Linked DNA regions of Mus musculus: regions 1, 3 and 4 are each linked to region 2. Evidence: chromatin loops called from intact Hi-C (ENCODE). Cell type or tissue: heart. All regions are shown on one strand. Each heading gives the region's core, and the rest is flanking DNA. Links, peaks and the distances in the headings are about the cores only. Region 1 holds the start of Chmp1a (charged multivesicular body protein 1A). Region 2 holds the start of Rnf166 (ring finger protein 166). Region 3 holds the start of Gm39270. Region 4 holds the start of Cdk10 (cyclin-dependent kinase 10).

The links. Peaks named below come from ENCODE experiments on the same cell type or tissue, not always from the same donor. Only the 100,000 strongest peaks of a DNase experiment are listed, where the experiment ranks them.
Region 1: it touches region 2 in a loop (2.7-fold over the local background); 3 of 42 quality-filtered maps call a loop at or near these places.
Region 3: it touches region 2 in a loop (12-fold over the local background); 12 of 42 quality-filtered maps call a loop at or near these places.
Region 4: it touches region 2 in a loop (2.7-fold over the local background); 3 of 42 quality-filtered maps call a loop at or near these places.

What each region holds. Positions count from the first base shown.
Region 1 is chr8:123,209,935-123,217,164 of GRCm38, reverse strand. Chmp1a (charged multivesicular body protein 1A) reads left to right here and starts at 4,377. Exons shown (of 7, transcript NM_145606.3): 1 at 4,377-4,499; 2 at 6,930-6,949. The coding sequence starts at 4,493. It overlaps Spata33 (spermatogenesis associated 33), which reads right to left and starts at 4,307. Exons shown (of 3, transcript NM_177279.4): 1 at 4,168-4,307; 2 at 3,928-4,077. The coding sequence starts at 4,204. In heart, for the core only: CTCF peaks have their summits at 3,971 and 4,176 (motif pointing right); DNase peaks (open chromatin) are centred at 3,564 and 4,304; H3K4me3 peaks cover 2,435 bases; H3K27ac peaks cover 2,216 bases.
Region 2 is chr8:122,472,188-122,479,578 of GRCm38, reverse strand. Rnf166 (ring finger protein 166) reads left to right here and starts at 3,505. Exons shown (of 6, transcript NM_001033142.3): 1 at 3,505-3,716. The coding sequence starts at 3,562. It overlaps Ctu2 (cytosolic thiouridylase subunit 2), which reads right to left and starts at 3,436. Exons shown (of 15, transcript NM_153775.2): 1 at 3,284-3,436; 2 at 2,990-3,064; 3 at 2,595-2,673; 4 at 2,343-2,402; 5 at 1,334-1,394; 6 at 793-902; 7 at 385-686; 8 at 167-302. The coding sequence starts at 3,351. In heart, for the core only: a CTCF peak has its summit at 3,598; DNase peaks (open chromatin) are centred at 3,448, 3,953, 4,318 and 5,504; H3K4me3 peaks cover 2,574 bases; H3K27ac peaks cover 1,976 bases.
Region 3 is chr8:122,373,330-122,380,720 of GRCm38, reverse strand. Gm39270 reads left to right here and starts at 3,637. Exons shown (of 2, transcript XM_030243895.1): 1 at 3,637-4,360; 2 at 7,181-7,391. The coding sequence starts at 3,650. The coding sequence ends at 4,288. It overlaps Zc3h18 (zinc finger CCCH-type containing 18), which reads right to left and starts at 4,105. Exons shown (of 18, transcript NM_001029994.1): 1 at 3,921-4,105. In heart, for the core only: a CTCF peak has its summit at 4,244 (motif pointing left); DNase peaks (open chromatin) are centred at 4,130 and 5,163; H3K4me3 peaks cover 2,627 bases; H3K27ac peaks cover 1,866 bases.
Region 4 is chr8:123,221,422-123,228,812 of GRCm38, reverse strand. It overlaps Cdk10 (cyclin-dependent kinase 10), which reads right to left and starts at 3,972. Exons shown (of 13, transcript NM_194446.2): 1 at 3,845-3,972; 2 at 2,394-2,466; 3 at 1,796-1,867; 4 at 1,288-1,390; 5 at 1,072-1,153; 6 at 417-484. The coding sequence starts at 3,931. It overlaps Spata33 (spermatogenesis associated 33), which reads right to left. Exons shown (of 3, transcript NM_177279.4): 3 at 6,768-6,995. The coding sequence ends at 6,784. In heart, for the core only: no CTCF peak of the experiment used is centred there; a DNase peak (open chromatin) is centred at 3,982; H3K4me3 peaks cover 1,988 bases; H3K27ac peaks cover 1,513 bases.

The sequences.
Region 1 (7,230 bases), core at 2,231-7,230, 740 kb before region 2:
GACAATCTGTGTATGGCCAAGAGGCTACACGCAGATCTTCAACGTATCAATTCTCCACGCAGAACTTATACAGCCCTTCCCCTTTCTGCTGGTGTTTTGTGTCAGTGTTATTGTACACTTACCACACACACACATGCCCACGTGTGTGTGCACACACATACACACATACACACAAGCATTCCACTTATTCTCCCTGTCTTCTATAATTGGTCTGCTTTTCTTAAACTGGAATAGAATAATTAAGACTATAACATTTTATGTCTTTAAACTTTTTTATTTAAAAAAAATACTCATAAATTCAAACAGTTGCAAAAGCAGCAAGAGGTGGCCCCCTGTTCCCTTTACACGGTTTCCCCAGTGGTAGCATTTTACATTAGTACAGTGTCAATCCAGGAAACTGACATTGTTCCCGTGAGTGTGGGGCACGTGCCCATCTATGTTCAGGGAGCAGCCCCATCTGCATAGCATGCAGGCATCTTCCGCCAGAGACCCCTCCTGACACCCCCTTTTGCCCACACCTCTTCTCCCTGTTCCTTTAACCCTAACATCTGGCACGCAGGTCTGTTCCTCACCTCTCTAATTTGTCACTTGGAGAACATTCCTAAGGGGGCCACACAGGGCCTGAGGTGTTGGGGGTTGCTGCTCTCTATGCAGGGTCCATTGCTTTTGTTTTTTATCATGGTGGAGACAGAACCCAGGGCCTTCAGCATGCTAGGCAACTGCTCTGCCATAGAGCTACACTGCAGTCTACACCGCAGTCCATGGTCAGTTCTTCATTATTATCATCTACTATCCAAACTGACTGTGAAGATGGCCCAGCCTAGGTCTACACTCTTTGGTTCATTTATGAAAATCCCCTTTCTCTTATTTTAATTTTAAAGTATATGTGTGTGTCAGATTATGAATTTGTGCATGAATGCACTGCCCACACACAAGATGGTATCTGATCTCTTGGAACTGAAATTAAAGGTGGTTGTGAGCTACCCGATATGGGTGCTCAGAGCTGAACGCAGGTCCTCTGGAAATGCAGCGTAAGCCCTTAACCACTGAGCCACCTCTCCAACTCCTTCCATGTCTATGTGCTGAAGGGATCAGATCATGTGGGGCACAGAACATTCAACATTGTAGAGTAGGCTGACTATAAATCTGTGGTGTCCTAATCTCTTTGTATATATCTGTGGAATTTTCAATGTAAAAATACCTAAGCATATAGATACAGTATGTATAAAATAACATACCCCATCTACAAGCTGCCATGATACCTTTTTAAAAAACAAATCAGGGCTTTAGGATGTAGTTCAATCTGCTTGAAATGAGTGACCCTCCGGCCTTGGCCTTCTGAGCTTGGGGATCACAGGAGTGCTCTGGAAGTGACAGGCAAATTTCCACTCTCTGTCACCATTTACCCCTTGATCTGAATATGACTGCTGTGTTACACCTGACTCCAAATGCTTGCAGCTTAAAATAACTTGTCTGTCGTTGTTATGGGTCAGAGACTTAGGACAGGCTTGTCTAGGCAGTGTCACTTGAGGTCCCATGCTTGGCGTGGTTGGATTATTTCTAGGCTGTGTCCTCGGGAGACTTATCTGGGCTACAAGTGCTGTTGATAGCAACAGGCTGTGAAGCCTCAAAGGCCAGAGCCTACAGTCACCCAATGTTCACTCAAAGATCCAGCCCAAGGTTCCCAACTATGGTGCAACCCAGAGCCTCAGAGGTGGACAACCATGGGTTAGTTTGTGGGGGATGTATGTATGTATGTATATCACGTATGTATGTATGTATGTATGTATATCATGTGCATATCTGGTGCCCACAGAGGTCAGAAGATGGCACTGATTCCCCTGGAACTGGAATTACAAATGCCTGTGAGCCACCAAATAGATCCTGAGAACGTTAGCCAGGTTCTCTGTAAGAGTAGCAAGTGTTCTTAACTGCTGAGTCAACTCTCCAGGGCATCACATAGCCCGGGCTGGACTTGAACATGCCATGTAATGACAGCTTCCTCTGAACTCACGCTCCTCCTGCCTCAGGTGTTAAGATTCCAGGCATGTGCTACCATGTCTGCTTTATGGGGCGCTGGTGAAGGAACCCACACCTTTGTGCTTCTTGTATGGTAGACACTCTCCCTAGGGCTTTGAAAACACAGGGTCTCACAATGTTGCCCAAGTTGGGCTCACATGATCCTCCTGCCTCAGTCTCCTGAGTAGCTGGCACTATAACTCCATGCCTAGCCTGTGCGGTTTTAGAATCCTTTCCAAATGAACGTGGGCCCAGCACCTGGGGAGTTGCAGTAAAGGGACTGTGAGTTCAAGGCCTTCCTAGAAAGGAGGTCATAACATACACGGACATTTACACCTGGCTTCCTCAGACCTCATGCTCTGAGGCTCCCTCCAGGGTCGCATGTGTCAGTGGCTTTGTTCCTGTGACTGCTGAGCCTGCTCCATCATCTTTTCTTGACACCAGACTCACTTGGTTTTCTCTTCATGTCCACCTGCATTTCCTCCAGATGTTGACGCTGTATGACAGGTGTCACCGGTGGCCTTCAAATGGGGAGTTCCTCGCTGGCAAAGGCCTTGTCTACCCTGATGCCTTACAAACTTGTAGAGCTGGAGCCATCTTAGAGAGGCTGGGCAGATGAAGCCTATCTCAGAAAGGCTTCCTTGCCAATAGCAAGCAAGGCCCCACATCTCTTAAGGGTCAGCATGGTCTGTGTGCCTGTGAGGCTGCAGCCTTCCAGATCCCTTGGCACTGTGAAGGAAGACATTCCTGAGGTTGAAAGCGACACAATGGAGCACAGAGTCCTCGATGCCGATGCCAGGCATGGTGGTGGTGGTCGCCATCTCTGACCCATCTTTGGTGAGACATCAAACCACAGGGTGACAAAATCTTGTTTAGTTGGCTTTTCTGTCATCAGCTAAAAGCGCCCTGATCGACAGATATCACATCACAAGCCTCCCTAGGTCTGCAGCCTCTGTGTAGCCTTCTAGCCTCAGATGAGGGGCCCCTAAGCTTCAAGGTCAGACCTCAGAAATCCAGTCCCAGCACCTGGATTTCAAACTGCCTCCCCAAGACCCATGGGTGCCTCAACCTCTTTCTCAAATGAGAGGAGGGTCTGTGCTTTCTACCTCCAATCCTTCTCAACTGTCCTCGGCTACTGCGCCTCTGGCTTCCACCAGATTCCGGCAGTGAGCCTGGGGTAGGTCCTCCTAGGGCTCTGTTTTTCATACAGGCCTCCATTCTGGAACCAGAAAGACAAAGCATCCAATTCCTAATGCCTTCCTTGTTTTAAACCTGCAACAGTTCTATTTCTGACAATGGGGGGGGGGGGGGTGTCACAGTGTCGGAAGGCTCTGTACGTTTCCTTCTGTGTGGCCATACCAAGCTACTATAAAAGGTAGAAACAGGCCAAACGTCTGCCTCGGGGAAAAGTGGAATTCGCAGCAGTTTCTGGTGTCTGCCAAATGCTGGGTGTGAAAAGAAACACTTTTGTCCCACTCACGGTCCTTTCTACCTTGAGACGCCCTCCCATCTTTGTGGCCAGGCTGAGGGACACCAAGCCCTCTCCGCTCAGGAGTCAGTCACACAGCAGCCTGGCCAATCACCCGAGGAGAATTCTGCTCCAAGCTGTAACATGTTGAAGGGATCACTGTGGGACCAGAGAGCACCCTACTAACCCTCTTTGGGGAACACTTTATGGATCGCTCAAGTTTCGTCTCAATTTCTTTTTTCCTTCTGAAACAGGGTCTCCAGATATACAAGATGCCCTTGAAATCCCTGTTATAGCCTAGCCTAGAGCCAAGGGCAGTGCTCTCGCTCACCTTCCCTGCACCGAGAACCCTGTAATATTTACCTCCCGGGTCATCATCCTTAGAAAGAGGTCCCATCCCTGCTGCCTTGCCGCGGCCGGTCTCCTCTGGATCTCCCTACCTTCAGACGAAGACGACGGCCTTGAGTGCTTGGATGTCGCGAACAACAGGCTTTCGGCAGGCTGCGACTCCTTGTCAGACTGCTTGGCCTCCTTCTCCATTACTTTCTCCTTAGACTTTGTAACTAAAGTGGTAGTGCTCTTCTCCTCCTCTGAAACACACGGACGGACAAGCCGTTAGACCTACAGCCCGCGGACGCCCGCACGGAGGGCGGGCCTCGCCGCCAGGCGGCGCCCTTTACCTTTCTTCTCTCTGGGTTTGCTTTTCGACTGGCCCATAGGTGACCCCGCCGCTCCAGCCGGGCGGCCTCGGGGCCGGTTAACCCGACCGACTCACAAAACCCACACTAGGCTCCGGGAGCTCATTACCATGGCAACCGCGTGCCGCGCGAGCCGTGCCTGAGCCCCGCCCAGGCCCCGCCCAAGCCCCGCCCCGGAGCTATCTTCTCGCGACAGCCGGCCGCGCGACCGGAAGCGGTGGCGACCCCGGAAGCCCTCGCGGAGACAGCGGGTCCGTAACATCGCGTCCCCTGCGCCGCCCCGAGGGCTGTGCTAGCCCGACCGGCCATGGACGGTAAGGGGCTGTCATCCACTTCGGGGTCGGAGCGGGAGTCTGCGGACGTCTCGCCTCAGCCCCATAACCCAGCCGGACCCGCCCCGGGCTTCAGCCCCAGACTCTATCCCCCCGGGCCTGGGACCCATAGTCTATACCCTGTATTCGGACCGGGACCCGCCCCCAGCTCACTGGGCTCGAGACCTCCGACTAGGACCTGCCCTGGGGCCTGCAGCCCGTGTAGCCACCAGGACCCGACCCGGTGCCTGAACCCTGACATCCTAGCTGAAACCCTCTCCTGGGCCTCGATCGCACAACCCAGCAGAAGCCAGCTCCCGATTCTTGATTCCAGACCCCCAGCCAGCTCTTACCCCTGGGTCTTGTTTCTTTACCAGATCTCCCCAGGCCTGCACCCCACGCCCGGGATCCAAACCCTGAATCTTGTCCAAATGATCCTACACCCGACCCCCGATCCAGGCCACTTCCACTAGCCACTCTCCCTGTTTGTTTTGTTTCTGTTTGGGGACAACGGAGTGTGGTCAGAAGGCACCAGAAAAGTACCCAGAGAAATAGTAATTAAGATACAAAGGAGTTCAAGTGCCAAACAGTAGGATTTTGGGTTCCCTCCTAGTAGGAGGGCCCGGTTAACCTTAGGTTAACAGGTTGGAAGGGAACCACCCGTAGCAGTATGAGTCACGAGTCACTTCGACCTGCCGTGGCTCCAACCTCTAGACTCCCAAGGAACTCATAATAGGTTTTATGGGCTAGTATCATAGAGTTTTTGTTTGTATGAGACTGCTTCTCTATGTAGCCTTGGCTGGCCTAGAACTTACTGTATACACCAAGCTGCCCTTGAACTCAGAGATCTGCCTACTTCTGCCTCCCCACTGCTGGGATTAAAGGTCTGTGCCACCGCCTAGGGCTGTAATGGAGGTTTTGTTTTGTTTTTAAACTGCTTTCTGAAATGTAGAAAGCTAAAGTACTGTGTCATTGTTGTAGAAGACGTAAGAATCCTAGACTGAGCCAGGCGTGGTAGCGTACGCCTTTAATCCAGCCTGGTCTACAAAGTGAGTTCCAGGATAGCCAGGGCTATACAGAGAAACCCTGTCTCGAAAAACAAAACAAAAACAAACAAGCAAAAAAGAATCCTAGACTGTCCCTTGGGAAGAAGATGGACCCTTGTCTGACATTACAGTTCACTCTGCAGCTCACAACAGGGTTCTCCCGATTTTCAGAGTCCAGTCCCTCTAGAGTCTACATGAAAGTACGGGCTAAAATGGGGGCGATTTGGCCAGTGTCCTAAAACTAGTGAAATGGCTGGACCATACCTAGGTGACACTGTTCCTCCAGTCACTGTGTCATGGTCAGCCTACCCTGAGTGGTGAGAGATGCACAGAGGTGATTGCAGCCCGGCAGGTCTCTGCCAGGCCCTGTCTGCATCCACAGACCCTCAGTGCCCTGAGTCTGGACTGCTAGGGTAAGGCTTTAGAAATTAAGTATGACAGCACTCTGCAGATTCAGGAACGGAGCCAGTTACCGATGCGGTGTGCGGTGGTTCCAACTGTAATGCCAGCCCTCAGGAGGTAGGCAGAAGGGTCAAGAGGTCAAAGTGTCCCCAGCCTCGGCTACTTAGTGAGTCTGAGTGGGAATCCTGTCTCAAAACAGCAAACATAAGAAATTGAATTTGCCTGTCCCAAGTTTTTGTTTCTTTTTTGTTTTTGTTTTTGTTTTTCAAGACAGGGTTTCTCTGTGTAGCCCTGGCTGTCCTGGAACTCACTCTGTAGACCAGGCTGGCCTGAAACGCAGAAATCTGCCTGCCTCTGCCTCCCTAGTGCTGGGATTTAAGGCGTGTGCCATCACCGCCTGTCCCGTTCCAAGTTTTTGAATGAGTAGCTAGTTTGGTTGTTCCTATTTTGGCTTAGTACAGGTGGGAATAGTGTGTGCTGGAGCCTGGTGCTGTGGCTTAGAAATGCCAGCTGTCATGGAGTAGCCTCTTCGGTGACCTCAGGCTTACCCCCACACTAATTCCATCTATTTGCCTTTGGGAAGATAAAGGAAAGGCTATGCAAAACCAACCATGAAGTATTAAGGGTTAAGTTTGGTACTGAAGATAAAGAACGCCACGTGTTTTGTAAAGTTGAATAAATTGTAAGCCACCATCTCCACTCTGACCATGGCCAAAAGCTGCATACGTCACACTGTCTGTCCTTAAAGTAGCCCTTTGAGATTGTCCTATGTTCCTGACAAAGTTAGTGAGGATCCCTGTTGGTTTGGAGGCCTGTGTCTAACATGGCTCTATCTTCCGACTGCACTGTAGGACAGACAGACTTCCAGTCTGGTGTGAGCCAGCCCCTGGCATCTGCAAGGATCCCACTGAGTCCGCTACCTTGTCAGATGCGTTGCTTGTTACGTCTCTTTAAGTTCTCTAAACTGTGTCCTCTGTCTTTGCAGATACCCTGTTCCAGTTGAAGGTTTGTACAAAATCACCCTTCCCCAGTCCTGTCCTGGGACCCAGCAAATGACGATGAGAGTCACAGCGGCAACCAGTGATGCTTGGAACTCAGACCCCAAAGTCACAGGGACGTTATTGTAATTGAATGGCAGCCACACAGCGCTCGCTCAGACGGCTGACCAAACACAGGCTCGTTCTTTGTTTTTGGCTAAGTAGAAGCAGATCACTCTGACTTGTTCATGAGGACGAGTGTGTTATTTCTAAGAAACACAACTGGGCAGTACATGCATGCTTTGATGT
Region 2 (7,391 bases), core at 1,209-6,208:
ACACCATATGGAGCAAATCCCAGCAGTACGGGCTCCTACTGCCACCGCCATCTATGCTTGGGTCCCAGGCCTCTCCATTTGGAAGACCCCAGGATAACCCAAAGGTGCCTTCAAATGGAGGAGGCCAAAGAGTCAAAGGACAGCCTGGCCTCTAGACCCTGCATACCGTGTCCCAGGCGAGGAAGGCGCCTCTCCCCAGGGCCAGGTTGGTCATAAGCTTGATGGCCAGGCGGGTGCAGGTCTCCCCTGTCATTACCTTGCAATAGCCATGGACTCGGGCTATGTGCACAATCAGATGGGTCCTGGGATGGGGAGAATCATGGGAGCTGGAGCCGGAGCCCCTCCCACAAGCCAGGCAGGGCTGGCCTGAGGCAGTGTGCTCACCTCAGGGTCTGCAGAAGCTCCTCTTTGGCTGTCAGTGTCTTTATGGAGCTGAACAACCTAGACAAGGCCTCTGTCTGAGCAGCTGTGGGGTACCCGGCCGTGCCTGAGGGTTCCCGGCCGTGGGATGGATGCAGCCGAGCCTCTCCCTGAGCTGGGCTGGCACCGGCCTCAGCTCCCAGCACACGCTGCTGCTGCTGCTGCTGCTGCTGCAGGAAGCGGTCCACGGCAGCCTTGTAGGCCTCCTCTGTCCCTGCTGACTCCTGGGAAGTGCAGCATAGCACTGATGGGGGCAAGCTGAACACCTTGAAAGATGAAAGAAGGGACACTGAGTCCAAGGTCCATGGAGCCTGATGGGTATTCTCCCTCCAAGGCCACCACAGGACCCTTTACAGGGGCAGACCCACCTACCTCTTCTAAGGCAACCACATGCCATGGGAAACCAGTGTTCTCCAGGATCCGCTTCACCTCAGCCACCGTCTTCTGTCTGTCCTCCAAGCTCTGACCACAGGCTGCGCCCTCTGTGAAACCCAGGGGGACACATGTAGGTTTTACAGAGGAAGAGCCTGATGGGACAGGCTGGGGGGGGGGCATCAGTGTCACATACAAAAGTCCCACCAGGTCTGTTCTGTAAGAGCAGGACTGGCCTTTTCTTTGGGGTGCTTTCAGACAGGCTCCCCTTTTCTTTGGGGTGCTTTCAGACAGGCTCCCCTTTTCTTTGGGGTGCTTTCAGACAGGCTCCCCTTTTCTTTGGGGTGCTTTCAGACAGGCTCCCCTCACAGCTAAAGAAACTGGCTAGTCTTTCTGTCCCAAAGACAGCTCTAAGCTCACCTTCTTCAACCATGGGCCCTTCGATACAATTGGAAGGCACCTCTGTCCCCAGTCTGTCCCCTGGAAAGCCTGTGGGGCTCATGCATGGCTGGGGACTAGGAAGAGGAGTGACCACACATACCATCAACATAGATGACTCCTGGCACAAAGCGCAGCCGTTTCGCAGAATCCTGACTCAGGCCCTAGAAGGGAAGTGTCAGGACTCAGCTCTGGCCAAAAGCACTTCTCTGGAAGTATGCTCCAGTCAGTGGACCAAACTGCCTAGGCCTTCCTCCTCACAGGGGTGTGTGGGGCCAAGTCTTCCCTCCTGCATGAGGGCATGTCCTATCTGAATCAGAAACTTCAGAACTCTCCCCAACCCCCAGCCTGTCTCTGACACCTAAGCAACCTGAGACAGCGGCTGAGCCATGGGGAACGCTTTTACCATCTGCTGGGTTCCCCAGAATCCCCAGAAAGTGTTTTGAAATGTAAGAACTGAGGTGACAATACGTGGAGAGCAGGGGCGGAGTCTCCCATGAGAAGCGGTATCAGACACTGACGGCTTCACAGTGAGCTCTCACCTTCACATGTGTAGGTCTGGGGGACCAGCAGGTGACACAAAAGCCACTCAAGTACGACACAGGTCATTCACACTGGAGCAGCACCGCCACTGAGACCTCCCCTACCAAGACAGCCTCTACACTGGCCCCTCTAGCTGGTACCCTACAGTGAGAGAGCATGTAGTTCCCTGCTCTGCATGGGGTCCCTCAAGGAAACCCTGTATACCTCTGCAGGTTCAGACACTCTTAGCTTGAGTCCCGTTCCATCTGCCCCACTCCCTTCTACCTATGCTGCTTCTCCCGTTGTTTTTGGCAAATGCTTCTCTCTGCTCTTTGTCATGATTGGCCAATCTTTGAAACTGTGTCCTAACAAATAAAGCTCAATAGGGATGTAGCCTGGGACCCTGTGTAGGGCATGTGTCTGGACTGCACACCTGCTGAATATATATGGGACATCCTAAAGGTGTCCCAGTTGGGGTGGGGTGGGGTACTGTCTAGTGTTAACCAAAAACTTCCATAGTATAGGCTGAGGAAGGAGGCCCCTGCTAATTCAATCCAGAAGCTTACGCCCAGAAGATGGTGTAGATGTACCTCAAGCACTTGCCAGACCATGGAGCTGGACGAAGGGCCCCCAGACCAGGACAGGAGCACCTGGGGGTGGGAAGGGCAGCATCAGCACGGAGGCATGCATCCGCAATATGAGCATGTCTTGTCCACTTCTTGGACAGCCCCAGACACCAAGTCTACCCTCAATGTCCAGGGACAGTAGGCCAGCTGAAGAAACGAACATAAACGGAAGACAGCAGGGCTGACAGCCGAGCGCCCAGGCACCACACATCGTACCTTCTCCCCAGGAAAGATGACCCGGTTCTTCCCAAGCATGGCTCTGAATTTGTGAACGTAGAATGCCTTGAAACAAACCCTGTAACACAGAAGCAAAGGGAGGCTGGCTGCACCTGCGCAGGAGACTGTGGGATTTTGTTTGACAGGGTCATCTCTGCAGCCCAAGCTGGCCTCAGATCGGAGGTAATTCTCCTGTCATGGACTCTGAAGTGTTGAATTGACGGGTGTGCCTAGTTTAGATGACAAGGGTCGTCACCAGTGGTTCCCACCACTATTTACGGTTAGGGCTAAGCACTTACAAGTTACCGCGCCTTTACAAGAAAACAAGCAAGCCTGGAAAAGGGGCGTGCGGGGGTGGGGGTGGGGTGGGGTGGGGACGGCTGCCCAGATCTCACCTGCAGAAGGCATCTCCCGCTCGTATCACCACCACCGGCAGGCCTTCTGCGCACTTCACACATTTCTGCTCCCGGCTTTGAGAGAACAAGAACATATGTGGCAGAATTCTCGCACCATGGCGGGCTTGGGGGAGTCAGGGTCGCGCTTCCCGGCCCGAGCTGGCGGAGGAAGCGCCAGGCTCACGCGCCAGGGCCTAGGTTTAGTTCTAGCCGCCGACTCACAGCAGTCCCGGAATTCCGGTTGGTGGGGAACCGAAGGGGACTGTCCCCGGCCTGGTGGTAGAAGGTTCTTACCTTGGCCGCGGCACGGGCGGAGGCTCCCGCCGCGCCGGCCCCGCGTAATCCTCACCGGCCTGACACATGGAGGGGTGGGTCCCGACTGCGGAGTGGCGTGAGGAGCCGGCGCGCTGAGATGCCGGCGCGCTGAGATGCCGTCACCGCCGAGCGGGCGCTGTCGTGACGCAACCCGGGGAGGTGGGGCCTGGGCGGTGACGCCAGCGCGGCGCCGTCGCGGCAGTGACGCCGGGTCTGCCGGCCTGGATAGGGGGCGGCGGCGGCGGCCTGCCCCGGGGATGGCGATGTTCCGCAGCCTGGTGGCCTCGGCGCAGCAGCGGCAGCCGCCGGCTGGGCCCGCGGGCGGCGACAGCGGCCTGGAGGCGCAGTTCAGCTGTCCCATCTGCCTGGAGGTGTACCATCGGCCAGTGGCCATCGGCAGCTGCGGCCACACGTGAGAGCGCGCGCCGGGAGCCCGCGGGAGGGGGGTCCGGGCCGGGGTCGTGGCTGGCGGCCGAAAGGAGACGTGGGGAAAGCAGCCCCTGCCCGCCGGCCGCGCGCGCGCCCTGCACCCGCCCCGGCCCCGCGCGTTGCCAACGGCCGCCGGCTGCTTCGAGGGCGGTGGACGCGGCCGCTGCGCCGAGCGCGGGGGTCCGGGCTTGCAGAGATCGGGTGAGCGGGCCGTTGTAAATAAACGACTTGTGGCTTCTGCAACCCACTCTGTTCCACCCCATGTCTACTCGTGTTGACTGTCAAGGAAATGAGTTTCCCTAAAGTTAGGAGAGGGACGCGTTTGGAGCCTGGTGTTTTGTTTTGAAGGACTTGGCCTATTCTGAACAGGAAGCTTCCAGGTAGCGGGGCCTAAAGGGACCCAGACATCAAGCACTTCGTTAGGTGCCCAGCTGAGCCAAGACACCCCCCACCCCCAATCTAGCGGCTCCTCCTCCCGTGTTTCAGGAGCAGAAACTTGAGGATGTGACTCTGCGCGGGAGGGAGCGGTGCTCAGGGCCTTCACAACCCCAGCCTGGTTGGGAGGGAGCCAAGATAGAACGTCTGCTCCATGACCTCCCCACAGTACAGCTCTTGAGATTAGCCGATAGAGAACGGGCAGGAGGAGGACTTGTCAGCAGACAGCCCCTCTGCTTGGGGCAGGACAAGGTGCACCCAGATTGGTGGGAGGCATTTTGCAAACAGAGGCAGCTGATTTTGGAGGCTCTAATGCAGAGGGAACTGGAGCCGCTTGGGTAGGCGTGTGCCTGCGAGTCATACAGGGAGGTGGCAGAGACCTTGTCTCCATCCAGGGCTGCCTTGACTTTCCCTGCCCCCTGTGTCAGGCTGAACCGAAGACTGGATCCCTCTGGAGAGCTCTGCTAGGTTGTCTTGGAAGAGCACAGCTAGCTCCTGCTCAGCCTAATGCTCCTGTGATATTCTAGCAGGAAGCCTTGGATCAGGACCCATTTTTTTGTATGCACGCACAAGTGGGTGTTTTACGGTGTGTTCTGTGAAGTGTTGTCTTTTTTTTTTTTTTTTTTTTTTTACAATCCCTTCACTCGGTGCACACAGGCCACTGCTGCATTCTTCAGTTTGCTACTATTCACCAATCAGTATGTGTTGTCCTCTTAGAAAGGTAGAACACGGGATTGAAAAGCACCTTTAAACCTGTAAACCTGTTCCCATTGCTCCCTCTGCAGGCTTTTATCTGGACAGCGTCACCTTGGGAAGGTGGCCCTGCTTTCTTTGCCAGTTCCGTTTCCCCAGCTGTTCAGTCCTACCTTTAATTCGCAGTGTCTGTTGGGTGTAGCCCTTGTTTAAAATAAGTGTGAGGGTTAAGTTTTCACATCACCTTTTAAAATGTCACTGATCCCTCTGTCTTCACCTCCTGACCAGAAGCTGTTTCCTTCTTGAGGTTTTTTGTGAGTAGAACCCTCCCTACAGAGTTGCTGCACTGCTACCCGGACAAGAGAAGGAGAGGAAGTGGGGAGACTTTGTGGCTGCAGATACAGGCAGGAGGCCTGCCAGTGGCGCCACTGTGGAGGTGTGCTCCAGGAACTATCCCAAGGCCACTGTAGAGGTGTGCTCCAGGCTGTATCCCAAGGCCACAGAGGAGCAGTCTTGAGACTTCACAAAGCAACTTTGCCTGAGGGAACTGGCTGCCTTGAGGGTGGAAGAACACAGGAAGGGGCAATGCAATGGGTGTTCTCTCCCACATTCACGCCCTCAGTTGTGTCACATGGTGGAGAAGCTGCCCTACACCAGCCTCTGTAGATGCAGGCAGGAACTCTCTGTGGGAGAAGTGTGGTCTGGAAACTAGGCCAAGAGCCCCACGTTTCGTTCTACTTCCTCTTGGGGAGAGTCACCGCGTAGACTTGAGACCTCCTCGCCTTCTTAGAGAAGGAGTGCCTTCCTCTGGCCACGCCAGCATCTTTGAAGGCCTGCTCTTCTGGGACCATTTTCCTTTTTCCCAGTGTGGCCTTGCTCTCCCTGTGGGTTTCTCTGAGGTAGAATATAGGGCTGCATGGTTTGTTCATTCAGATCAGGCATGGTGGCTCCTACCTATAAATTGGTAGCACTCCTAGTATTTGGAAGACTGAGGTAAGACAGGAATGAGTTCAAAGCCTGGCACAGGCCACAAAGTGAAGTCTTTTTGTTAAAGTTTTTAGGGTTTTTATTTTTTGTTTTATGGGTGTTTTGCTTGCATGTATGTCTGTATCATGCATGCACCTCCCATGGAGGCCAGAAATGGCACTGGACCGCCTTGGGACTGTAGCTGCAGACAGTCGATAGCCACCATGTCTGCAGGAGCAACCAGGGCTCTTAACCAGTGAGTCACTGAGCCATCTCTCCAGCCTTGTGCCTCAAAAAGCTCAACAACTGTAGAAGCCATTGGTTCCCCTCATGCTCAGTCACACAACCTTTAGCGCCATCTAGAACATTCTCCACCCCAAAAAGCAGCCACTCCTTGCACAGTCCTGGCATCTGCTCACCAGTTCGCTCACTCTCGGGATTGGGCCGTGCTGCACATTTCCTATAAACGGAACTGGGATTCCAAGTCTGGGTGTGTGGTTGCTGGTGCCATCTCTGCCTGCTCTGCCAGGGTGAGGTAGGTGAGAGCAAGCCACTCTGACTGCAGGACAGTGCTTCCGAGAGTCCTTCACACCCACTGAGTGTCGACTCTCAGGCTGATCTTGTTTCTCTTGGCTCTGTTAATATGGCTTGCCAGGTGGTAGCTCCATCAAAAAGAAGGGTGCAGGGACCTTTGACACTACCTAGGGGTCCACCACCCTCATTGTTTCAAAGAATATTTTCTTTTTTTTTTTTTTTTTTTTTTTTTTGGCTTTTCGAGACAGGGTTTCTCTGTGCAGCCCTGGCTGTCCTGGAACTCACTCTGTAGACCAGGCTGGCCTCGAACTCAGAAATCCACCTACCTCTGCCTCCCTGGGATTAAAGGAGTGCGCCACCACGCCCGGCTAAGGACATTTTCTTGAGATCTCAAAGTGCTAGAAGGGACATTGGCTATGTCACCTGCAAATTCAGGAATATTCTGACACCTGACCAGTGTGGCTCATCATCCTGACCCCACAGCCTCCAAGAGAAGTAAACTTTCACACTGTCTTCTCGGAGCCTCCTCCTTCAGTCCTGGAGGCTGAGTCACTCCCCCTCCTCCTACCCGGTGCTATTAATGAGCACTTGCCATTCTGTGCAGAGGTCACCTCTTAAAACCTCAAGCTTCCACATTAAACCTAGAATCTTAATGGGCTCATATCAATAAACTCAGCCTGATCTAGTTTTATGTTCCTTCCACCATTATCCTACACACGTAAAGTCCATTCCCACACATATTCCCCAGGCTTCTGCTTAGTGAGTTAGCAAACTCATTAAGCTCCTTAGTAGTATGGCTCACTTCCTCAGGGACTACATTTTTTTACCTCCTGTCTAGGAGCCTGCTAGCATTAAGTCTGGTTATGGGTCTAGAGGTACCTACCTGTTGGTGGGCGCTGAGAGACATCAGTGCTGTCTTGCCTGGCGTTTCCTTTAGTCAGAGTCACTGCTGTTTTAGCAGACAGTGAACAATTAATTTCCTCAGTCAAAGGTAGAAGAGGCAGTTCAGGGAGCCGGAGGTAGGAGTCCA
Region 3 (7,391 bases), core at 1,381-6,380, 99 kb after region 2:
TCTAATTTGGAAGTCATACAACTGATACTGCAGCACACAACGCCCATGTGGCAAGCTGCATGCTATCTTGTGTACGGTTCACAAGACTCTCTTCTAACCTGCTCACAGCTCTTTCTGGGGCTCTGGTACAAGTTGGTTTGCTTTTAGTTTCAGTCAAACTTGAGTCTAACAGGTTGGCTTTTTTTTTTTTTTTTTAATATTCCTGAAAGTCTTGAGATGAAACCCTATGGAAAGAAACGAAGACTGAGTGGCCAACCAGATATCTGAACCTTAATAAGCAGCAGACTGGTAAAGGGGGGAGGCTGCTCTTTATTTGGGCTTGTGAGTTAAAGCTTGAATCCTTGCTTACTGCTTCCAGGGTTTAAAATCTCAGGCCAAGTCAAGCACAGCTGCCAGGCCTCAACGCCGTCACCTGAAGGACAAGAGCAGCAGCAGCAGCAGCAGCAGCTCCCTTATGGGGTTGTCACAGCCTGGTACCTGAGGATGCGCTGGAAACACACTCTATATATGTGAGTCTGACTTAGAGAGAGAACTCTCCAGGCAAAGCAACCTCATACCACTCCTGTCAACTGCAGTCAAGTCATCCAGAGCTCTCAAGAAAAGCTTGCTTACTGATGACTGGATAACGTGGGACAGCCCATCTGTCAGGTGCTGAGAATGCTGAAGACTCCTGAAAAACGAATGCATTTCCTCACGCCTCATGGGTTTTGTTTGTTTTGTTTTTTGAGACAAGGTCTCATTCTGTAGCTCTGACTGTCCTGAAACTCAAACATCTGCCTGTCTCTGCCTCCCAGGTGCTGAGATTAATGGAATGTGCCAGCATGCCCAGCTTCCTCATGCAATTCTTAATCCCTATATCAACCTTCCAAGTAAATAAACTGAGGCTATATGGCTACTGCATATGTCTCAGGACTGCCATTCAGGAATATTCTGGAACCTGTATGCCCAGACATGGATGGAATTATTGCCACTTCCAGCGGCTGAAGTTACTACTATAAATCCTTTTTGGTATAGACCATGCATAAACCTCTAGGTTCTGTTTCCCTCTCCCTCCCTCCAAATATCAAGGTACTAGACACTCCCCACAGGAACATCAATTTTACACAAAGACACAACCAGGCTAACTATCTTGAGAATTCTAAGAGGCTGGTGTTCTGTGTGCATGCCCAGTGAGCTTTTCCACCCTCCAGATGAATTTACAGTTACTTTGGCTGCCAGGAGTAAGTCAACTTCTGATCTGTAAAGGCAGTTAATTATTGGCACACATGCCATAAAGTAGTGGGGCGAATAGCTGTCCTGGTGTGTGTTTGCAGCGAAGGACAGAGGACTCCTGGGATCACAGGCTGTTCTGAGCAACCAATGACAAGTTATAAACAAGCTCAAACATATAAAATTTCTCTCTTCCTTTCTGGTAGTTCAAACCCCAGAATTCCTCTCTAAGTTAGGAATCTTGTTTCTTGCACTGTGCATTACTCTGTCCATCTAACTGCAGCACACAAACTCCAATAGTTTGTTTGAAGGCTGTTATAAGTTGGGATCTTGTTTCCAAAAGCCCATACTGGGAAATCAGTAGAGGGACTGATCTCCAGCCATGCTCCAAAAAGGTCCACTGTCTCTCTAGGTATCAGTATTCTCTGTTAAGACTAATTCTGCCGCTCGGTGGTGGTGGCACACGCCTTTAATCCCAGCACTCGGGAGGCAGAGGCAGCGGATTTCTGAGTTCGAGGCCAGCCTGGTCTACAAAGTGAGTTCCAGGACAGCCAGGGCTATACAGAAAAACCCTGTCTTCAAAAACAAAAACAAAAACAAAAACAAAACAAAAAAAAAAGACTAATTCTGTGTGCTACCCTCTGCTGGCTGCAGGGAACTCATGTGCTACATATAAGCTGTGAATCCGGGGATCCTCCAGCCCAGCTACAATGTTTACAATCTTCTTACCCACTAACCCAGTAGTGCAGGACTCTCACAAAGTTTAGAACTAACCTTTAGTCCTCCTATCCACAATGGTGAACCTGTTCAGGGGTGGAATGACAGTCTTTCAATATCTCTGTCCCCAGCTGCATTTGACATACTGGAAAATGCTTGACTAAACGACAAAACCCCATGAATCCAGGAACCACCTGTTGCATACTAGAAAGAGATCTAATAAAGTTGCCTGTTTGTAAAACATTGTAACAGAACTCCAGAGCAGCGTTCTGCTCTTGTGTCAGCAGCAGCTCAGGAAGGCCAAACTGACTCCAACCACTCTACTACTGACAGAACAGTTATGTCGTGGTCTCCTCACAGCTGGGTCATTTTCAGCAACTGCTACAAGCTACTTAATAGCCTGGCCTGGTGAATTTACCAATTCAGGTTAAAACAACTCTTGGGCAAACATGGGGTATGACTTGGGGAGGGGGGCAGGGTTTCTCATCGTAGCCCTGACTAGCCTCGAACCAATAGAGATATACCTGCCTCTGCCTCTGCCTCTTGCGTTCTGAGATTAAAGACTTGGTCACCACTGACTGGCCTACTACTGAGAAACGTGTTCCAAGTAGGTTTTGTTAAGGAGGCTCGATAACACACAAATACAACTTCTGGAAAACGACTTTTCCTTTGAACCAAGGTCTCACTTTGTAGCTTTGGCTGTCCTGGAACTCACTATGTAGACCAAGCTAGCTGGAACTAAGAGACCCCCTCGCTTCTGCTTCCCCCCAAGTTCTGGGATTAAGGTGTGGGCCACCATACTCAGCTGTGGGAGATGAAGTTTAGCAGAGCAGAGCCTATGTTGATGTCTAAGTTCTGTTATGCCTGGTTAAAAAAACTTATTCATAGCTCCATCCATGTATAGAGCAAGAATGTCAGGATGTTGAAAACACCACCCGCAAAGTGACTTAAGCTCTGCAAAAACTCTTCGGTAAGGAGATGGTCTCCTTGGGATGGTCTGCAGATGACAAGCTATCTCTTTGGAGATGAGCAAAGCAAACTTACCTGCTGAGTGTTCAGGAAGTAAATCCGAAGTGCTCTTAAAATGTTTGAGCATTCCCCATCTACGACTAGAGAGGAGTTTCAGCTTTGGGGACATATTGATTGGTTCCAGAACTGGCTGGCTTCAAACGTGTTCAGATCATTCGCATTCTCCTCTCAGGGGGCTGGGAAATGGGAACTAGCCTAGGGACAGAGAATCTCAACCTCTGCCTTGGGATAGGTAATGTGATGAAGAAGAAACAAATGCCTTCTTCTACTACCCTCAAATGGGTCTGAAGATTACTCTTGTTAATAAGTGCCAAGAAAAAGCTCATTTGAAACAGCTATTGTGCCCGGTAAACTCAGCTGTCAAAAGTATACGGGAAACTAAGTATCTAGTAGGGGCGAGACTATAGGTCTTAGTTTAATTTCCTTCTAGCACTACAATCGCCTGGCTACTTTACACTAAAGAAATGGCATCTCTAAGCTCACAGTCCAAGAGGCGAGGAGGTCACACTTCCTAAGCGACCCGGGACTCTTGGAGCACAGTGGGTCCGTCCAACCTGTGCTCGCTTGAAGTTGCGAGAGCAAGTTGCAGGAGGCTCCAGAGAGTTCAAAGTTCCCTGCAGAGCCCGTCGAGAGTCCAAGCGGGCCTCCTCCCGAGCCAACCTGCGCGATCCGCTCCCCTTTGTGGGCGGCGAACATGTGCCACGCCGAGTGGCCCGGAAGGGAAAATGACAGCTTCAGGAAAAGCAACTTCACCACGGCAGACCGCGGCGCGCCACGGCACCCGCCCGGACGTCCCAGGCCGCAGCGGGCTCGCGCCTGCCCGCTGTCCCGGCCCGCGCTTCGGCCCGCGGCTGCGCACAGCCGGGGGCGCGCCCGAGAGCTCGGGAGGCGGCGCCGGGCTCCGGGGCCTCGCTCCCGCCGCCGCTGGGGCGGCCTTCTCCCCGCCGCCCGCCGGCCCAGCTTACCTCAACGCGAAGACGGGAGGCGGCCACGGCTCCGCTGTGGTGGGGGCAGCGTGGACGAGACGTTCCTCAGCCTTTTCGCTCCTCACTGGCTCCGGCTTTGGGCACGACGCGGGCGGAACAAACGGGCTCCACTACCCGCGGGGGCCGGCCATTGTGCAACGTCATCAGGCCGCGACGGCCGTCTTGCGAACCGGCGGGCTTCCCTCGCTAGCCCCGCCCTCTTCCGCACTTCCTTCCGGCCTCCGCCGGCCTCGCCTCCGCGGCGCGCGCTCCCAAGGCTCTGCTACTGCGCAGGCTCACCGAGGTCGACCCCGCCCTCTAGCGGGCCTCCTGGCGGCGCGTGCGCAGTCGGTGGCTCTTCGTGGTAGTTGCTTGGGATGAGATCAGATGAGGAGCAGGCGGGATGCGTGCCGGAAAGGGAAAGCCCTTTGAGGCTCTTGGTGAGTGCGAGTGGACACTTCCAGGGTCTGAAAACTTAGCATTCGTTTCTTCAGGGCACGAACTTTCTGCCTTATTAAATATCAATATTTTGCCGGGCTGTATTTAATCCCAGCACTTGGGAGGCTGAGGCAGGCGGATTTCAGAATTCGAGGCCAGCTTGGTGTACAGAGTGAGTTCCAGGACATCCAGGGCTACACAGAAACCCTGTCTCGGAAAAAAAAAAATCAATACTTGACCAAAAGTGTTTTGGGGGCTGGAGTGTAGCTCTGAGGTTGAGACAGCACCTGCCAAGTATGTGCGAGGCCCTGGTACCCTCAAAAAAAAAAAAAAGATTTTGGAGTTGAAGGATTTAGATCCTCTTACCTGTTTCTGTGACGCTAAACATCTCTGGCATCGTTAAATTACCGTGACCCAGTGTAACCTCCCTGGGGAGGACTTAAACTGATTGGGTCATTTTTCAGTCCCCTCCTACTACCCAGATGGGGCTCAGCTGCTGGAGCCCGAAGTCCAACCCCCCCCCCCCCCCATGACCTGATAAAAGGTACGGAGATCATTAGGTACTGACCCCTTGCAAATTTTGAATCTGATCTTGGTCTTACTGGTTAGGGGCTGCCTGTCTTCCTCAAAGTGAAACCACCCGGATGCCCATAAACTGATATAAGGGGGGGGGGGAGTTCTGGTCTTACAGTCCTGCATTAATTGGGCCACAGAAAGGGATGAAGTTCAGACACATGCTACAAACACCGAGGACGCCTAGGAAGGCGCCAGTCATGACAAGTCGAATACTTTTGACTCCATAATGCGACTGAACTATGCCGCCCACCCTCCAAGTTACTTACATGTGAAGTCCTAGCACCAAGCTGGTATGGATTTCAAAGCAGAGCCTCTCCGTGAGGGTATAAAGGTGGGGTCTGGATCTCATAGATTGGTGTCCTTCAATAGATACCAAGGAGAGCTATTTGAGAGATCATGCTAGTGCTGGGATTAAAGGTGGCTGCCAATCAGGTCAGACAGAAGGTTCTCCCTCTCTCTCCCCCCTCTCTCCTATGTATGTGTGCATGTATATATGTATATCTCTTTTCATACACCACCACCACCACCATCTGAGGAGACAGTGAGAAAGCAGCCATCTGCAAGCCAGGATTAGGCCACGCTGGCCTCCCACCTCTGGAAGAAAATTAACACCAACTGCTCAAGCTACCCAGTGAAATGAGCCGAATCAAGCCAGATTAGATCTTATTCAAGCCAGGTTTACTGGGAAGCTGCTTGCCCGCGAGCTCACTGACCCCAAGGACTGAGGCCAGGGGAGTTGCCAGGTCTGCTTAGCTATGTAAAATATGCACCTTGGTCCCTTATAATGGGGTCTAAAACTAGACATTGTCCACCTGCATGCTACCATGCTCCCCTCCATGATGATGGACTGACTAATCTCTGAAACTGTGAGCCCCTAATTAAATGATTCCTTTTTATAAGGAGTGCCTTGGTTGTGGTGCTTTTTGACAGCAATAGAGCAGTAACTAAGAGACCAGACTTGAGTAGTTAGCATGGCAGTGCAAGCTGCATAATATTCAATTTATATAAAAATATAAAATAGGCGAGATGGCTCAGCGGGTAAAAGCTCTGACTGCTCTTCCAAAGGTCCTGAGTTCAAATCCCAGCAACCACATGGTGACCCACAACCACCCATAATGAGATTTGACGCCTTCTTTGGGTATGTCTGAAGACAGCTACAGTGTACTTATTTATAGTAAGCGAGCAGGGACTGAGAGAGCAGGGTTGACTGGAGTGAGCAGGGGTCCTAAGTTCAATTCCTCACAACCACATGAAGGCTCGCAACCACATACACACTCATTCTGTCAGTTCTGTGTCTCTGAGTCATACAGAGCTCTGAGATGGTCAGACAAACACTTCATAAGATGTTGGTGGCCACCGCAGAAATGCAATCAGTAGAGGCTGGGGAGATGAACTGGGGAACGAGTCGGCCTTCCAGATGGATTCTGAACTTCCCTCCTGTTCTCTATGCTCTCCATCCCTGGCTCTTGCCTGAGTTAATACCAAAGTCCCCTCTTCTCACTCTTGCTTCATTTAGAACCCAATTTCAGCAACTCCTGCAGTGGCTTCTTCAGCCACAAGATAAAAGCTACACTCCTGGTGCCCCGCCTCCTATGGCCTGGTGTCCCTGGCCCATTTCTCCCATACTCACATCCTCTTTCCTGTCCCCAGGTGTGCTGGATGGGATTTTCTTTTCTTCTCTCTCTCTCTCTCTCTCTCTCTCTCTCTCTCTCTCTCTTTCTTTCTTTCTTTCTTTCTTTCTTTCTTTCTTTCGTCAACTTGACATGAGCTAGAGTCACCTGAAAGGAAGGAACCTCAACTGAGAAAATGCTGCCCCCATAAGATCCAGCCATAGGGCATTTTGTAAATTAGTGATTGATGAGGGGAAAGCCCAGTCATTAGTGCATGGTGTTATCCCTGGGCTGGAGTTTCTGGGTCCTCTGAGAAAGCAGGCTGACTGAGCCATAGGGAGCAAGCCAGTGAGCAGCACCCCTCCATAGCCTCTGCCCTGCTTGAGTTCCTGTCCCGACTTCCTTCGATGGTGCTGATAATGACGATGACGATGAAGAACAGTGCTGTGGGAGTGTAAACCAAATAAACCCTTTCCTCACCCAACTAGCTTTGGTCATGGTGCTTCATTGCAGCAATAAAAAACCCTAACTAAAGACACCAGCTCTTCGCATGGGCCTCTCAAACTACCTGAAACCCCTCTGTCTGATTCACATTTATTCACGCCTGGGTCTTACCATGGATGGAATTCTTTTCAGCCACCCTCCAGATGTACTGGGGAGAGGTGCCACCTGTGTGTACTACTCAGCCCTGCCAATCAAGGCATGCCCCCGGCAGAGTGTTCTACACCAGAAATCCCTGCAGTCTCCATTCAACAGACCCAGGTGATTCTGATATTCCAAGTATGTGAGATTGGTGGGTGACCTTGGGATCCAGGAGACATGGACAAGAGGAGACACCAAAAAATAT
Region 4 (7,391 bases), core at 1,297-6,296, 750 kb before region 2:
GTTCCCAAAGGGCAACCAGGCTGTCACCACAAGCATTTAACTGGGGTTTTCTAAAATCAAGAAGGTGCATAGAGGCCAGGTCTCCTTCACCCATGTCTTGCTACAGCAGCCCCAGCCCTCACAGGCATCTCTAGAGACAGCAGCTCCTGGCATAAGACTCTGGGTGGGCGCTCTCTACTGAAGCTTCTGGCTGCTGCCTTCCCATCCACCCACCTTCTACTTCCCAGAGAGGTGAGGGCTGATTAGACTTGTTGCCTGCAAGAGCCTTGCCTGAGAGCAGTCAGAGACTTCTACTGGAGGTTTGCCCTCTCTTGAATATATTTGGAATGAGACACTGGGGGACACCACAGCTGTTCCTGCTCCCTCCCACCCCTCAGACACTCCAACACACCTTCCTTCTGGATGCCCCTGCCCACCTGTGGATGATGAAGTTCCTGTGCAGGTACTGAAGGCCACGAAGCACCTGTAGCATGATGCATTTAACCTAAGAGGAGGTCCAGAGGCACAGGTTGGAGAGCTTTGTTATATTGCCTGCAGGTCACCGGCAGCCTCCAAAGTGTGGCTGTCGCTCTGTCCTGCACAGCTAAGACAGTACTGCAGCAGACTTATTGTATATATATGAAAATATATGTGGTGTACATGTTTGCATGCATTCGTCTAAAGATAAAGAGGTTGACATCAGTGTCTTCATCAACTGCTTTCTGTGTTATAAATGGCGGCAGCATCTTTCATTTGAACCCAGGGCTGACCCAATTCATCTGCTCTACCTAGCCAACCGGCCTAGAACTACTCCTGCGATTACAGGCAGGCTGCCAGAGCCTCCTAACATTTATATGGGTGTTAGGATCCGAACTCACGCCCCACACTTGCACGCACACGTGCACTTTCCCCTCTGAGCCATTTCTCCAATCCCCCTTTCCTTTCCAGGGGCCTGCCATATGGACTGAGAAGACCTGGGGCTGACCGGCCTGTGCCACAGATGCCGTGCAAGAGGCACTCATTTCCGGCCGTCACAGTCAACACAGCCAGCCACCAACCAGAGAGCACCTGTGCAGCGCCTCCCTCTCACACCTGGGCCTCCGAGAAGGGTGTTGGCATATTTTCCAATAGGCTGGCCAGATCTTGTTCGCAGTAACCCATGACCAGGAAGATGCTAGAGGGAAAAGAGAAAATGTGTGGTATCTTCTATTTTCTTCCTAGTAGGTAAAGAGTCTGCCCGCTGAAGGAATGCTAACCCTGGGAGATGACGGACCCTATTGTGTGGGACAGGCTCAGGAAACCACACACCTCTCCAGGTGGTTGCCCACAACCACCTCCTTCAGCTCCACAATGTTTGGATGGCGGAGACGCAAGAGCAGTGTGATCTCACGCAGGCTGCTGATGGGGATGCCTGTAACCCAAGGTGCTCAGTGAGTGCCACCCGGGACACCACACATCCTGTCCTCCCGTCAGGGACAATTACGGTGACACCAACACCGTTCTTACTCTTGAATTCATTACAGATGTAGATTTGGAGGGTGACAATGACCTCCCTAGAGGACAGGGGCAAAAGGGTTTGGAGAGAATATACAATTTTACAGCTGGCCAAGGTGAGGAAGGTCTGGAAGGACTCAGGGAGCTCAGGTTCCGGCTGCGGTGACAGACTGTGGTGACAGGCTGGGCCAGCTCCCTAACTGCAATGCACACGCCCTCCGTAGCGTCAGTCCTGAGGAACCTCAGATGACCTGTGCTTGTGCGCCTCCCTGCTTGGATGCCCGAGCAGGCAGGGTACTCCTGCATCCTGCCCCCAGCTTACCATCCTTCTCTTTGTCCATCCGCACCTTCTTCAGGGCGACAATTTCATCTGTCTGGGTATCCCTGGCCCGATCTGAAACAGGAGCACACATGCAATGGAGCCTACCTCAAACCATCAAACTCTCTTAAGAGTTTGCTGAAATTCTTCTTTTTCTCTGACAACATAATGTCCAGCAACACTTGGTCCTTCTTCCGTTCCCAAGATGTGAGCTTGGGAATTCTCATTTGAGCTGGGTTGGGAGTTAGTGGAAACCTGGCCATCAGCAACTCAAGTGGAGAGGAGCTCTCCAAGCAATCTCTCACACAGCCTACTGCTCTGAGTTCACTTATGCAATATTACAGCACCACGGAAGGTGATCTACCTAGGGGGAAAGACTTACTTTATATGATAACGGCTTACAAATACTTATCAAAAGCCTCACAGCTCTGGAGCTGCAGGGAGCTTTGGAAAGTAGTGCATTTTACTGATCAGGTATCTCCATTCCATAGCTACACACATGGATTGCTGACATTTGCAATCCGAGGCTTATGTTTAAGCATCACACCAGTATAGAGTGTGAGCCTTCCAGTCCCCACAGAGCTCTTTCATGACCACTCACACACGATGCCATAGGTGCCCTCGCCAATCCGGTTCAGCTTCTCAAACTCCTTAACGCTTCGGCATCTTCCCAGCTGAAAGAGAGAGGCAGCCAGTGTGGGGATCTGGAAGCTAACCACACAAGTGACAAGTCTCACCCATACCTGGCACTGAGAAACGTGCTTGCATCTTGCTTACCAAACAGAAAAGCAACCATGTATTTGGAATTTTCTGATGAGTGAAGGGGACAGATACCACTGGAATCACTTTGAAATACTGAAGCATACTGAAGATGGCCTAAGTATCCCCTCCAACCCAGTGTTCCAAATGTCTGCTGTCTAGTACCAAATGGCCACAAGCCATGGGCACAAACACCTCTGTGCAGGAGAATCCGGCCTTCAACAGGGAGTGCCAACTTTTCATGTGTGAGGTGCCTTTCTAAGTGCATTAGCTAAGCATTCCTTGGGTACAGAAGGACCAGAGCAAGCTTAGGATTCTATTCCACCAGCCCCCTGCTGGCTTCCCGACTCTTAACTGCCCTGCCCTGGGTTCTGTTACTCTGATACCTGATGGCCCCCACGATCCACTCTGAGCTCCCTCCCTCCCTCCCTCTCCTCGAGGATCCCTGTTCACTTCGAAATTCCATTCACCAGGATTTTGTGCTGCCACCTGAGTGTGGTATACCATTCCTTGTCAGATCTGCCCAAATTTTGGCAACACTTCCTGGTCCAAAACAAATGTCAACTCTTCTACAAACTTCTTACAGAATACTCCTTTTCTCCAAAGTCTCCACTATTTTATATCTCGGCTTATTTCTGAGTCCAGGTCTCACTCTGTAGCCCAGGCTCCCCTCCAAAGTGGAGTGACCATCCTGCCTCAACTCCCTGACTGGGATTACCAGTGTGGACCACCACGCAGGACTCTGACATTTTTGACTTAAGGGACCACTGCACACGTGCATTTTCTCCCCCTTTAAGAACGGCTTTCGCAACCTCGGCTTCCAGTGCAGTGCTCTGAGTTAACTAGTTGTTAAGTGTTGTCTCGTGCCTTGTGCTCTGAGGCTCTTAGTTAATGTGCCTTGGCCTCGCAAAGCATAAACAAGAAGTTAAAAATACGTGGGCTGCGGCAAAACCTCTTCCCACCAAACGTCTACTGGAGCAGAAATCGGAGCCCCTTAAGGTTCACCTTCACATCACACAAAAGAGACAAGACTGTGGGTAACGCCAGGTGAGACCCCCGCGGCTGCAGGTGCCACCGGGAACCTCCCACTCTTCTCGCCCTTGGTCGCTCGTCCTCGGTCCCACCCCGCCCCAGCCTCTGGGCTGCCGATTTCTGCCCACGCCGCGGCAAACTCGGGGACTGCCGTTCCCCCTCCGACGCTGGAACCTCAAACTTGAACGCGACACGGAACGCCCCGGTGCGCTTCAGTCTGGCCCTGCCACTCAGCGCCGCACGAGTGGCACCCCGTCGCACCCTGTGTTCTGGAGGCACGGTGAAGAAACCTTCCTTACGGATACACTTCAATCGGATCTGATCCGACTCCAGGTCCACCTCTGCCATGCCCAAGCCGCTGCCGCCCTCTTCCAGCGCGCAGGCGTAACGCCCCTCGGCGCAGGCGCATGACGTACTTCCGGTTTGTTCTGGACTTGGGGACGGAATCCGCTCGGAGCGCAGAGGCTCTGTTGTCTTTTAGCGTTAGATGCAGACACACTTCTACAAAGCTGCTCAAAGTACCATCTGTAGGCCAGCCTGCAGAAGACTCAGATTGGTTTTGATCAACTGGAGGAAAATGCGTCTCTTCCCTGTTTGCCATTTAAGTGAGACCAATTCCAGCGATCAGCCGTGCTTTCTGCCCTTCCAGACCACCACTGCTGAGAGCTATGCTTTCTGATAGTGGTTGGGTACATTCTCCGAAAGCTGGATGTGTGGGAACCCAGTCATTCCCGAGGCCAACCTCGTCCCCATCACTAGCCCAGGACAAGACGGAAGGAAACCTTGTACAGCCCGGGCAGCGTACACGAGAAAATGAAGATAATTAATGTACTGACCACTGGAGAGCAACTCTAGTCCAAGTGGTTCTTGGAGGTTGCACTCACTCAGCTTTTTTTGTTTGTTTGTTTGTTTTGCCAGGCAATAAGAGTGCCCGGCTGCTGGGATTTGAACCTGGTCCCTTCTGTCTGGAGCTCTGCACCCTTAATCGGTGAGCTAGTGCTGCAAGACTTGCACTTAGCTCTTGTACTGAGTAATGAACTCAGAACACCAATTGGCTCTGATCATCTGTGGAGGGTTTATATAGATTAGGAAGATGAATGTTCCTGCTTCTAAATGGCCAGAGTGCAGGTCCATGTGGGCACTATACTTAGGTTAATGCAAGCAGATTAGTTGGTGTTTGGACACAGTGCCATATGCCTGTAATCATAGCACTCTGGAGACTGAGGCCAGAAGATTCTGAGTTCAAAGCTAGAATGGGGTGCATAGCCTATCTTAAAAGGCTTTCAGTAGTGTGTCAATAAATCATGCCGGGCGTGGTGGCGCACGCCTTTAATCTCAGCACTTGAGAGGCAGAGGCAGGCAGATTTCTGAGTTGGAGGCCAGCCTGGTCTACAAAGTGAGTTCCAGGACAGCTAGGGCTATACAGAGAAACCCTGTCTCGAAAAAAACCAAAAAGAAAAAAAAGTCATAAATAATAATACTGTAAGATTTCTAATGGATTGTTTGCTATCTTACATTTCTTTTTAACTTTGGAATTCAGCTTTCCTCTGGGCACACTGTCACCTGTAATTGCAGCAGTCAAGAGGTTGAGGCTGCATGTTCAAGGCTGGCCTGGGCTATATACTGAGTTCTAATCCAGACTGGATTGGATGTGAGACCCTATCCCTGTTTCAGAACTCCAGCTGGGATTGTAGCTCAGTGGTGGAGCGCCTGCCTAGCATTGGGTCAAGTCCTAGGCTCACTCCTTAGCACTACATACACAAAGTTTTTTTTTTTTTTTTGCTTTTGCTTTTGTTTTTGTTTTTGTTTTTTTGAGACAGGGTTTCTCTGTGTAGCCCTGGCTGTCCTGGAACTCACTTTGTAGACCAGGCTGGTCTTGAACTCAGAAATCTGCCTGCCTCTGCCTCCCGAGTGCTCGGATTAAAGGCGTGTCTCACCACTGCCTGACTACAAAGCAATTTTAAAGTTAGTGGCTTGCAGACAGTTCCATTAGGCTCCAGCAACAGCAACAGCAACCTAGCAACAGCTTATGTCATCATCTGCCATCATGTGAGAGCCAGGCCTGTTTGAGGATTGCTAACACCCCAGCTTTCTCTTACCTCCTATGCTCTCTCCCTCCTTCTTCATTCTCTCTTTCTCTATCCCCACATGTTCCTGGCTGGCTTCTTCCCTTCTCTCTCTTCCTCTCTTTCTCTCTTTACCCTTCCCCACTTTGCCTCTGCCCCTTCCCTGCTCCACTTAGTAGGCCTGTGGCATTGCGTGATGGTTCAATGGGACTCCTTATCATGGGAGGGGCTCCTTCCTGTTGCATTATACCACATTATAAAACACAACAAAATTAATTTAAGTCATGTGTATGAATATGTGTGTGTGCATGTATGTATACATGCATGCATACAGTCAGGCCTGCAAGTGTATACTAGATAGGGTAGTATGTATTTTATATACTAGCTGGTATGATGTATCTGTTAGGATCTGTTGGCATGTGTTACAGGCAGCAGATCCCCCCAGCCCTAGTACAGGCGAAGGTTATGTTTGTGATCCTGATGGCCATACCACTGTCTCTGCTTAGCCCCCAGAGGCCAACCAATATGGCAGTTTTGTCTCATGGCCAACATGTCTGGCATTCCTAGTGGTCCTTTGCTATAAAGACCCTTCATCCACAGGTCCAAAAGAACAAGACAGCATTCACAGGCTACTGCCAGAGTCCCAAGTGCCCCATGCCCTCCTCACCTCCAGGACACATTTCATTCTTTTGCATCAGTAACAAGTCTCATAACATGCTAGGATCCCAGCAGCCGGGGTCTGCTCTGCTCTTGAACTTAACAGTGAGGTCTCACACTGGCCTTTTCCCAGACTGGGGGCAGAGCGTTTACTGACCTCCGATTTCTTCCACCTTCAGATGCAGATGAGCAGAGAGGATTTTAAATGCCCACCTGAGTCACAGTGTGAGTGGCCACCTGCTGTCTAGCACTGCATAGCTGGCTGTTGCCAATCCAGTCAGACCTTCAGGACCTCCGGATTTACTCTGAGTCAGCCAGCCCCCCTCTCCCCATTGAACTGAAACTGACTTTGGGAAAACTGTCACTGAGACAGAACGTCAAAGCCTGAAGACATAGACAGATGGGTATTCGGCTGCAGGTCAGGGAGGGGTGGCCCTTCTGTCACAGGAAAGGATCCCAGCTACCGAGAGCTCTCATTTATTCTGTGTTGTGTACATCATAGGCTGCTATTGTGCTGGGGCTCCTGTGTCGGTGGTAAGGACCCCAGTCGGCATGCTCCCGAATGGTTCTCTGTTCATCGTTGTCGGGGATGCCGTAGCTGATTAGCGTCTCGTTGGAGGCCCGGGTGATGATGATCTGCGGGATGACACTTCTCTTCTTGCTTGACCTTTGCTTTGTCTCAGGTTTGTCTAGAGGGAAGAAAACATCCATCCATTTAGTGTGTGTGGAAACGTCCATCTTCCACAATCAAGACAAAGCCGCTCTTAGCTCGCGGCAAAGGGAACAGATTCAGCACCAGCAAGAAAAACAAAACAGAGCCCGGCGGTGGTGGCGCACGCCTTTAATCCTAGCACTTGGGAGGCAGAGGCAGGCGGATTTCTGAGTTCGAGGCCAGCCTGGTCTACAAAGTGAGTTCCAGGACAGCCAGGGCTATACAGAGAAACCCTGTCTTGAAAAACCAAAAAAAAAAAAAAAAAAAAGAAAGAAAGAAAAATTTGAGGCTAGGGGTTGGAGAGATGGCTCAGTGGTTACTGACTGCTCTTCCAAAGGTCCTGAGTTCAATTCCTGACAACCACACCGTGGTT